Linked DNA regions of Homo sapiens: region 1 is linked to region 2. Evidence: chromatin loops called from intact Hi-C (ENCODE). Cell type or tissue: sigmoid colon. All regions are shown on one strand. Links, peaks and the distances in the headings refer to the core of each region. The heading gives the core; the rest is flanking DNA.

Region 1 (5,387 bases), core at 112-5,111, 77 kb after region 2:
GAAATAGAAATATTAGAATAAAGACAACATTGAAAGAAACAGACAAGAGAAAGAGGATGAGGTTCCCCATGTTTACATTCCTGTGACTCAAGAGTGCAGAGAGCCAAGAACAAAGCTGAAGTTTAGCCAGGGAAAGGAGAGTGTTCAACTAAAATTAACTCTGTAGGCAGCATTCCCAGTTGTTTGAGTTTCAGGATCCCCTCCTCAATTTCCTAAGAAAAACAACATGCAAGTTAAAAAAAAAAATAAACAGTAGTTAGGGGCAAAGAAACCGGTGTAATTAGGGCTAAAGTGATCTGTGGTATCTCTAAATGGTAGCTCCATTTAGAGAATGATCTCAGAGGCAGTTTTGGAAGGGTTTGGATCAGAGCAAGGAGGAGATCATGAGTGCAAGACTATAAACTATGGTCTATAAATCAGAAAGTTTATACTAAATTCAGAAACTTTAATGCTTCTTGGGGACTGTGGGCTTGTTAATATGCTACTGGCCTGATTTTGGTTAAGTCTAAGGATAAACTGGAAAATCATTAGTCCATGTGGCTATATCTGTTCTACCTGGTACTGTAGTTGTGCAGAGGGCTGCTCCCACCCTTCAGCACTGAGATCATGGAGCTCGTTCTCTTGGTGGTTTTCATGATTGAACCTGGATTAATAGTTACTAATTATATATATGTATAACTATCAATAGTGTAATCATGGTTATTATGAAATATTGATATAATTATTAATGCAACTAACTACTCTCCCTATATTCTCTGGTCTCTAGTTTCTATCAAGGAAGACTGAGCCCACACAAAGGCTTAGGATAGGAGGAGAATCAACATTCAGGGCTGCCTCTGAAACCCTTGTGCTATTGTAAACAGATTCCTCTATTCCTCCAGAGAAAGTTGGAAAGTGGAAAAGTTGCCTTTTGCTTCTTAGCCTTAATGCTCCTTCTAGTTTTTGGCTTTAATTGAAATCCCAGTCTCACAGGTTACCAAAGACATTGTTGTCATGATGTTGTGGTGATGATGATGGGTAGGTGGTGAGCTGTTGCTCAGCTGTCTGCACTACAACTTCTAAACCAAGAATTGTCCAACTTTAGTGAACATCATCATTTGGAGGGCTTCTGAAAACACAGATTTCTGAGCTCCATCCTCATTTCTGATTCAGTGGGTTTGGGGTAGAGCCTAGAATTTCATTTCTAACAAGTTCCTAGGTGACATTCATGCTGCTGGCCTGGCAACTACACTTTGAGAATCATTGTTCTACCTCATTACTGATTAAAATGCTCAACTTCCTTTGCAACCCTTGGCAATAACCTATACCATGCACTCTCCAACTAACAGCCCAGTCGCCACATATATACACTTTTGGAAGATATTATGGCAACAAGTCCACTGTTTCCTTTGCTACTCCAACTTCTCTATAACCCTAACTTCCACTATTTCCAATTCTCACACTTCCTCACCACAACTTCACCTACTCTTTGAGCACAAGGACAGTTTTGTGGCAGGCCGGGTCTCACTAACACAGGCCTCTGTAACAACTGTTTCAGCACTGACGGAGTGGCCAAGTTAAATATTAAAAGCTGATCGAGCTAGTGCCCTTATACAAAGGCTGGAATGTAACAAAAGCCCACCAGGAGTTTTGCTCAGGCCTTTCCTGGGCCTTGAAGTGTGACAAGATAACAAATGAATTCTTAACAGAGGCCTGTTTAGGATTAAACAAGTTTTATTGGAGGTCTGAAGAAACTCCCCAGACCTCCACAAACAAGTTTATTGGGGGTCTGAAGAAACTCCCCAAACCTCCATGATTTAGCAGGAGACAAGATAAGGGTAATCACCCAGCACCTGGACCCATTAGGATTAAGTAAATTTACCGAGGCTCCAGAGGAAGGTCTTCAGGATTCAGATCTTAGTTATAGATTAGAAGAAGTTAATCACTTATGTCTTCAGATGAATGCACACTAACACACAGACATATAGCTTAGAAGGTATATAAGCTCTGGAAAACTTTGTAACTTTGAGTTGGCCTGGCGATATTTTCCAGGCCTTTTCCCTGTACCCAGTTACAGAAATAAACTGTCTTCTTTCCCAGTTCGTCTGCCTCTCATTATTGGGCTGCGAGAATAGGCAGCCTGACCCTCAGCTTGGTCCGGAAACAGTTTGGTCACCTCAATTCCTTTATTTAATTCACCTTTTGATCTCTTCTTGGCTTCTAGGCCTTCTCCATACTGCCGAGGATCCATAGTTGATTATTAGAATTACTCTCCATTGGGCCGGGTGTGGTGGTGCACACCTGTAATCCCAGCACTCTGGGAGGCCGAGGCGGGCGGATCACGAGGTCAGGAGATCAAGACCATCCTGGCTAACACAGTGAAACCCTGTCTCTACTAAAAATACAAAAAATTAGCCAGGCATGGTGGCGGGCACCTGTAGTCCCAGCTACTCGGGAGGCTGATGCAGGAGAATGGCGTGAACCCGGGAGGCAGAGCTTGCAGTGAGCTGAGATCCCGCCACTGCACTCCAGCCTGGGCAACAGAGCAGGACTCTATCTCAAAAAAAAAAAAAAAAAGAATTACTCTCAATTTACTTGCATCCCTATATTTCCATCCTATTTCCAATGATCAATGTTAGGTCATTGCCACAACCTGCCTTCTCCATTTTTACACTGGTTGGGGAGGGAGTGATAAAGTTGATAAGAATGTAAACACAAATAACCACAATATACAGCAATGTCCCATTTAAATCATAAGCATAATACAGAAATTCGTGAACTTGTAAAGGCAGGAAAGAGAACATCTAGTTAGAATGATCATAAAAAAACTTCAAGGCTATTATGGCAGATACAAATATGAATAAGACACTACTAGACTTTTTTAAGCCCTTAAGTATAGGAATGGCATAATTTATATTCATTTCACTGATAGCACCAAGCGCTTTTCAAAAGAGAATTAATGAATTATGTCTCCTCTAGTGTGATTCTTTATCTATTACACAGTGCAGTGTGAAATGCCCTAAGGGGGCTTAAATGCTGAGTAAACAAATTTTTAAAAGCAATTTAGACACGCACACACACACACATACACACACACACACACACACACACATTAGATGTACAAGCATAGAAAAGTCTTGGAAGGATAAATACTGTCTTGCTTTATCCATCAGCATACTGATTACAGTTGTGATGAGGTAAGTACCCACACCTTTTGTAATGTAAAATTGTGCAGCAAAACAGCAAAAATAAAATATTACTTGGGGGAAAAAGACAATTAACTTGTTTTTGGCCAAAGGTGATAGAAACAATAATACTTGCATTTCCTGAGGCCCTACCATATGTCAGGCATATGCCACCTTATTTACCCCTCACCATCACCCTACAGGGCTATATTATGTATTATCTTCATTTTGCAATTGGGAATAGTTATTGTATTTCTTCCATTATAAGATCAAATTTAAAAATACTTTAAATCATTGGAATGTGTATGCATGTTATCATTTATGGTGTCTTAGACTTGATAAAATAACGTAAGTCACATTATTATAAATCATTAGATATAATATTCTAACTTATGGTTTAATTGGCTCTAAATTCTGTGCTTTTCCTCCATTGGATTGCGTTATCTTTTCTAACAAAAGTAGACTTTTGCTCCTTCTCCAAGTTTTCTTTCTCTCTTTCTCTTTCTCTTACACACACACACACACACACACACACACACACATGCCATGCAGGCACACACACACAGTTTTTCCTTTCTCTTTCTCTCACTTTCACACACACACACACACACACACACACACATACACTCTTACATCTTAGTCCAAAGTAAAAATATCCTGCTTATCAGATGCTCTGCCTTATTTTCAAGGCTTATGCTTATTTTGAGTGTAGCCATGGTGAACTTCATCTATCTAACTGATGTGCTAGTCTAGTCTCCTACCTACTGCTAAATTACTCAATTAACCTATTTTGTTCAATTCCATTTTAGCCACAACCCTTTAGTTTCAGTTGCCTTGACATTGGGGAAAAAAACCCTAATCTTTCTTATCTATTTGGTTAATTGGCCAAATTAATTCTGACAGATATCACATAGGTATTTTTGTTTTTCTTGGGGCAGCTAGCCACCCTGGGCCAGTGCTTCTCAATCTGGGCACACAAGAAACAACTGGTGTATCTTCTTGAAGCAAGAGTTCTCCTTGAAGATTTACTTGAAGAGAAAGTTGAAGCAGGACACTGAAAAATGTAGATGAAAATCTTTGAAAGAAGTATTTTTTATCTTAAAAGAAAAAAGAAAATATTATGAAACAGAATAAAATATCTGTAGGCATTTTTTTTTTTTTTTTGTGAGATGGAGTCTTGCTCTTGTTGCCCAGGCTGGAGTGCAATGGCGCAATCTCGGCTCACCGCAACCTCCACCTGCTGGATTCAAGCGATTCTCCTGCCTCAGGCTCCTGAATAGCTGGGATTACAGGCACCCACCACCAAGCCCGGCTAATTTTGTATTTTTAGTAGAGACAGGATTTCTCCATGTTGGTCAGGCTGGTCTTGAACTCCCGACCTCAGGTGATCTGCCCGCCTCGGCCTCCCAAAGTGCTGGGATTACAGGCGTGAGCCATCGCGCCCAGACTGTAGGCATTTTTAAGGCACAACTTTAATGGAATTTTGAACTGGTGGTAAACTACTCATGGTAACCTGTGGTTGAAACCATAGGCTTTGGGGCAAGACTGAAACCTAGCTCCTCCCTTTTCTAACTGTACCCTGGGGCAAGTTGCTTAGCCTTTTTGTGTCTCCATTTCTCATTTGTAAAATGGGAATAATATCATCTGCCTCATAGAGTTATCATGAGAATTAAGTGACCAGTATATGTTAAATGTTGGAACAGTGGGTCGTTCATAGTGAATTCTCCCTAATGTTAGCTATTTTCATTTTCATTTATATTTCTAGATATCCCAAGGGTTATTATTTTGTCCTCCTCTTTTGTTAAGTTGTCTCAGAGCAAAAGTTTGAGCAGCCCTGCCTTAGTCCTTCCCCAGGATTCTCTCCAGTATGCTGCACTTGGTTCTCATCGGCTGGTCTTTTGTAATGTTTCAGGAATGCACTGTTTTCCTTTTTCTCTTCTCTGTCTCTTTTTTTTCCAGCACCATTAAAAACAAAGAGTAGCTGTTTTAGGAATTTGGGAAGTGAAGAAACAAGACATTCGACTGTGAGTTTCACCCATGTTTAAAACGAAATAACCTAACAATCGGGAGTGGCGTGCTACCGTTAAGATTTTGGAGGTAGAGACGTGAAGATTTTCAGTCGCAACTCCCTTTAGAACCATGGCTTGAACCCGTAAAGTATGAGGGCTGCCCATAAAACTTTCTCTTCTAAGATGTGGGATATGTGTAGTCTCATCTAGTTAT
Region 2 (5,387 bases), core at 58-5,057:
CACAGTGTGAGAGTTTTTTCTAAAACACAGGCTAATGTTTATTCATTTAATGTACACGGACTATGTGCCAGGCCCCATGTCGTTGTTACTATTATCACCATTCTACAGATAGGGAAATTGAGGCTTAGAAGCTTAAATGACTTGTCCAAAGTCACACAACTAGAGAGTAGTAAACTCCAAATTTGAACCCAGGAAGACTGGCTCTCCAGGCTCTAATACTTTATGCCTGAATTTTCTTAAATATATCACATTTCAAAATATAGAAATGATATATGGATGAATAGATGAGCTTCCTCTAAGAGATAAAAATTCAATCTAAATTGGCCTTTAATTCAGTGGATATTGAACACCCACTATGTGTTAGGTATTGGGTAGCTCCTAGAAAGCTCAAGATGGTAATGAAGATGTTTGGGGGATGGGTTTTGGAGACTGGCAGAGGGGAAAATGATAGGACTGGGAGATTGGCTTTTCATATGTTTCCCAAAACTTATAACACAGTGGCTCCTTCTGCCTTCCTGTCAGCCTTTCACTGTGGCTTAACCTGCACCCAGGTAGTGAAGGGATGGGGTTGGGGGTGATAGGGATCATTCGTCTGGCTTAAAGTTTCATGTTAGGGTGTGCCAGTGTTCTAGGAGTCACAAAACAAGATGGCATCATAGTTAATACTGTGTGACAGCCTGTAATTTAAAAGAACACTTCATATATGTTATTTGAAACTTTAAGAACCCTTCGAGTTAGGTGGAGGGCACATACTCTCTCTCCTAGAAATGAGGGAAGTGAGGTCCAATTAGGATGAAGTGGCTTGCCTGAGGACATGCTACTGAAAAGTGGCTCTTCACACTAAAAACACTAGTCCCTTCTTTTACACCAAAATGTCTTGACAGTAAATGTAATTTAACATTTTGGTGATTAGGAAAACACTTCAGAATTTTACATTGCCTAAAAGTGATCATTATAGCATTCTTTTGATATAGGAGTATGGAATAAGAGACAGAACTATGAGTTTTAAGAACCTGTTTTAGGCCAGGCGTGGTGGCTCACTCCTGTAATCCCAGCACTTTGGGAGGCTGAGGTGGGCAGATCACCTGAGGTCAGGAGTTTGAGACCAGCCTGTCCAACATGGTGAAAACCATCTCTAATAAAAAATTCAAAAGTTAGCCAGACGTGGTGGCGCATGTCTGTAGTCCTAGCCACTCGGGAGGCTGAGGCAGGAGAATCACTTGAACCCTGGAGGTGGAGGTTGCAGTGAGCTGAGATCACACCACTGCACTCCGGCCTGGACGACAGAGTGAGACTCCATCTCAAAAAAAACAAACCTGTTTTAGAAATTATTTCTTTCAAATCATGGTATGAGCATTTGCCATTTTCCCTCCTTTTTATGAAAGCACAAATTTTCATCATTAATAAATAAGCCCACATTCATAATGGTAAGAATATAATAGCTATTAATACTATAAATATATGCCAGTGCCAATTCTAGACACATTATACATATTAACTTGTGTGTGTGTGTAATTTTTTTAGTCAGTGCTATCAGTCACTGTTAAACTCTACCTGCTTTACTTCATTTAGTCACAAGCACTGTTCCCTTATCATCCCTGTTTCATAGGCGACTGACCCATTTGCACAGCTAGTAGTGGCAGTGCTGGCGCAGTTTTCACTGCATACTCTATTAGCTGACATATTAATAGTAGCCACAGTTTGCGCAAAATTGCTGTTGTACTCCTCCTAAGTCTCCCAGCAGTTTGCCGTTTCGATACTGAGACTGCAGAGGTTTGTGAGGTGCCCAAGACCTGGGTACTAGCTGAGGATGCATGCGCTCCGGTTTTGTCTTCCTACTGAGTACTCTGACTAAAATTTCTTTTTGTCAAAGCCTACTTAGTTGTGATTTCATGCAGGGAGTTTTCCAGGAGCACAGCCCAGGCCAGCCTTGATGTGAGGAAAAGTTCTTTCCCAATTTGGACGTGTAGCTGCTTCCGGGATCTGTTAGTAAAAACAGAACTGCCCTTCTCCGCCAGAAGTGTTGCCAGATGAGATATTAAGAAACATGAAGGATAAAGTGAGATGGTCCAACATTTCTCTAACCAGAGTTCCAGACGAAAATAACAGAAGGGGAGACAGGGAATATTCAAAGATACAACAGCCAAGAATTTTCTAGAACTAATGGAAAAATTGTAGACAAAAGACGTGTATATGAGTTTAAGGATAGCAATAGCTGACAAACAGTACAAACGTTACTTAAACTAAGTAGAGATCTAGGTTCAGCTTTTTAAAAGAAAAAATGTAAAATATGAGGTAGACATATTTTAGACTGTAGAGTAAATGGATGTACCAGGGCCAAAAGGAGCATGAATTGCCTTAAGGGAGAGGAAGGGGGAAGCTAAGGAAACAATTCCTGCTGAAGCAATTGGGTTTTGAAAAAGGTGATCCCAGTAGACAAGGGTCAGGGAGAAAGAATGCTACCTGAAGAGGGAATAGGACATGAAAAGCCCATGTTGCCAAATAAACCCTGAGATCTTTACATTTTGAAGAATGACATTTTACCCTTGCATGAAATGAAAAAGGTATACATAAAAATGTATATAAGAAGTTCTATAAATGATGAAATCTGGTTTTCACAGGGATAATGCCCTGGTAATTTCTATTATGTATTAAAAAAAGCCTTGTGGGATGGGGGTGGGGGAGGGTCCCTAAAACACAAACTTTAGCAGTTCCACCTAACTATTTGGTCTCATTTAATGATAAAATATTTTCGTCATATGACAGGCTTATTATATTTTTTCTAGAATGTCTTTTTTATCTATTTTGTTAAGAACATGAACTTACTGCTGTAACTCATAAATGAAACCTTCCTTTTCAGAATAGCATTGTTCTCTCTTATCATCTTACAATTGAATACAAACCGAAAAGGTGTTGAAAAATTAATCTCTTCTTTCAGCATCTTCTCATTTATCAATCACATGATTCACCTGTGTCATTTGTCTAAATATTGGAGTCATGGTTTGTGCTTTTAGCATAAATATTTAGTGCCAACTCCGTCTCTTTCCTATGTTCTGGGCCCTAGTTTATCTTTCTGAGAGATTGCTAATGTAAAATGTTTAAGTAAATACTGAATGGTCCTGGAATAGGGCCTGATACTTGCATTACTATTAGTTAGTAGAATATTTGTATTTTGATTGTGTTCTCTAGCCAAATTTGTCACATGCGATTCTTCCCAGTTCTTTGCTTTTACTGGCTCTTATAAACACACTTTGACATATATTTAATATCTTGAAGAATAAAGATATCCTGTGATTTTACAGCCTGTCAGTACTATTTTGGGGTATAACAGGTGGGTAACCGAAGGGGAAAAGGCATGTGTGTGCTTAGGGCAGGGAGAGGATCCTTTTATGGAATTGAACGTGCTAAAACATTGGTGAAGTTGTTCTTTCTGTGCACACTTAAGACAGCAGTTAGGATTAGATCTTTCATGAACTTGTATTTCTAAGACCATCCAAATACTGGGAATAGGTCTGTCACTTTCATTTTGCAAAAGTTGGCATCTTAGTTACTGTAATTCATAATAACAACGTTCCCTGGAAGTATAGAACATGTTAAATATACAATATATATTTCTTTATTTTGCCCTTATTCCACAGCTTAGTTTTTTAGTGACTGGGTATATTCATGTGTGTGTATAGTGTGAGTGCATGTGTGTGCAATTGAGTGAAGTGGGAAAGTAGTGCTTCTATAGTTTGATCAGGGCTTTACACAAAAAAGCCACAGAGATTTTCCCTTAAATTTGGGAAAAGACAAAGATACCCCCATGATTGCCACTGTTTAATACAGTACTGAAGGACCTTTTCTTAAAAAAAAAAAAGTAATAGGATTGGGAAGGAAGAAATAAAAACTGCAGATGATATGGATATGATTATTAACCTAGAAGAACCAACAGAATCAACAGACTGAACACTAAAATGAATACATGTAAATCAAGGTTGCCAGTGACAAGATAAACCTACAAAAACAGCACTTCTCAAACCAGTAAAAATCAAGTAGAAAATACAAATTCACAATAGCAGCAATATCCACGAAGACTACTATGAAGAATACATGGGAACTCTATAGATCTGAATAAATGAAGAGACATATATCATGCCTTTAAACAGAGAGATGTTATAAAGATGTCTAATTTCTCTTGTTTTTTGAGAAACACAATAAACTTACCCTAGAATTTATATGGAAAAGTTGGAGAAGTAAAAGTCCATAAATAGCTAAGTTATCTTTAAAGAAGATTGAGGGACCTGCTCTATCAAATATTAAAGTGTAGTACAAGGCTAGTGCTATTAAAAAAAAAAACCCAAAACTTGGCACTGGTATAAGAACAGTTAAATACACTAATGCATGGCATAGAGATTTTAGAGATAAATAGCGAATATACATTCGCTAGGGGAAAGATGGATTGCTTGGTAAATAATGTTGGGGAAAATGGCTATTTGGAAGAAAAAAACAAAACATTCTTACCTAACTGCATGCAGGGGTTGATGCTAGGTGGATTAAAGACATAAATATAAGGAAGGTAGAACTATAAAGTTAATAAGAGAAAATATAGGAAAATAGGACCAAAGGGTGGGGGAAGACCTTAGGTCAAAACTTCAAAAGCATACGCCATAAGGCAAAAAAAAAAAAAAAATTGATCGCATCAAAATAAGAGTCTCTCTTTAGTGCAAGACATCCCAGACGTGGTTCATATATGAGAGGATGAGAGATGGTTGCAATGTCTGTAACCAACAAGAATCTCTTGAGTATACAAATCAACAAGGGAACAGTAACTCCTGTTTAAAAATAGAAAAGCAAAATAGGAAAAGTCTATGAATAGGCTAACAAGGATACAAAGAGATGTCTGAAATTATTAGGAAAACACAAGTTAACACTGACATATCAGTGTATTTCTGTCACACTGGCAGCAAATAGAAAGTTGGAAAATGCAGAATGTTGGTAGGGATATGGGGACCCCTGTGCTTTGCTGTGGAGAGTGGATAGGTACAGGTGTTCTGCAGAATAGTCATAATACTAAGTCAAAAGCAGAGTACACATACCCTTTGTCTTAGCAGTTCTGTCCTGGTATATGTCCTAAGGAAATCCTCACCAAGGTCCAAAGGGGAGATGTATTCATAGAAGTGTTATTTGTAGTAATGAGAAGCTGGTAGACAACCTAAGTGTCCATCTCTGGGAGAGTGGAGAGGGAAAATCAGGTAGGTATACACATGGAGTATTATACAGCAATTAGCAGCAACTGATTAGAAGTACACATAGGGGGCTGGGTGTGGTGGCTCACACCTGTAATCCCAGCACTTTGGGAGGCTGCGGTGGGCAGATCACTTGAGGCCAGCAGTTTGAGACCAGCC

Evidence for each region. A loop is a pair of places that touch in the nucleus more often than their neighbours do. Peaks named below come from ENCODE experiments on the same cell type or tissue, not always from the same donor. Only the 100,000 strongest peaks of a DNase experiment are listed, where the experiment ranks them.
Region 1: a loop joins it to region 2, with 5 times the contacts of the local background. A loop is called at or near these places in 16 of 110 quality-filtered maps.

What each region holds. Positions count from the first base shown.
Region 1 is chr6:57,252,959-57,258,345 of GRCh38, forward strand. It overlaps a transcript of PRIM2 not described here. Among named protein-coding and RNA genes, the nearest start is that of LINC03001, 7.7 kb to the right of the region's middle. In sigmoid colon, for the core only: no CTCF peak of the experiment used is centred there; a DNase peak (open chromatin) is centred at 5,021; H3K4me3 peaks cover 789 bases; H3K27ac peaks cover 1,054 bases.
Region 2 is chr6:57,176,113-57,181,499 of GRCh38, forward strand. The region is part of intron 1 of BAG2 (BAG cochaperone 2); the gene reads left to right. Among named protein-coding and RNA genes, the nearest start is that of BAG2, 6.5 kb to the left of the region's middle. In sigmoid colon, for the core only: no CTCF peak of the experiment used is centred there; a DNase peak (open chromatin) is centred at 1,939; H3K4me3 peaks cover 3,370 bases; H3K27ac peaks cover 967 bases.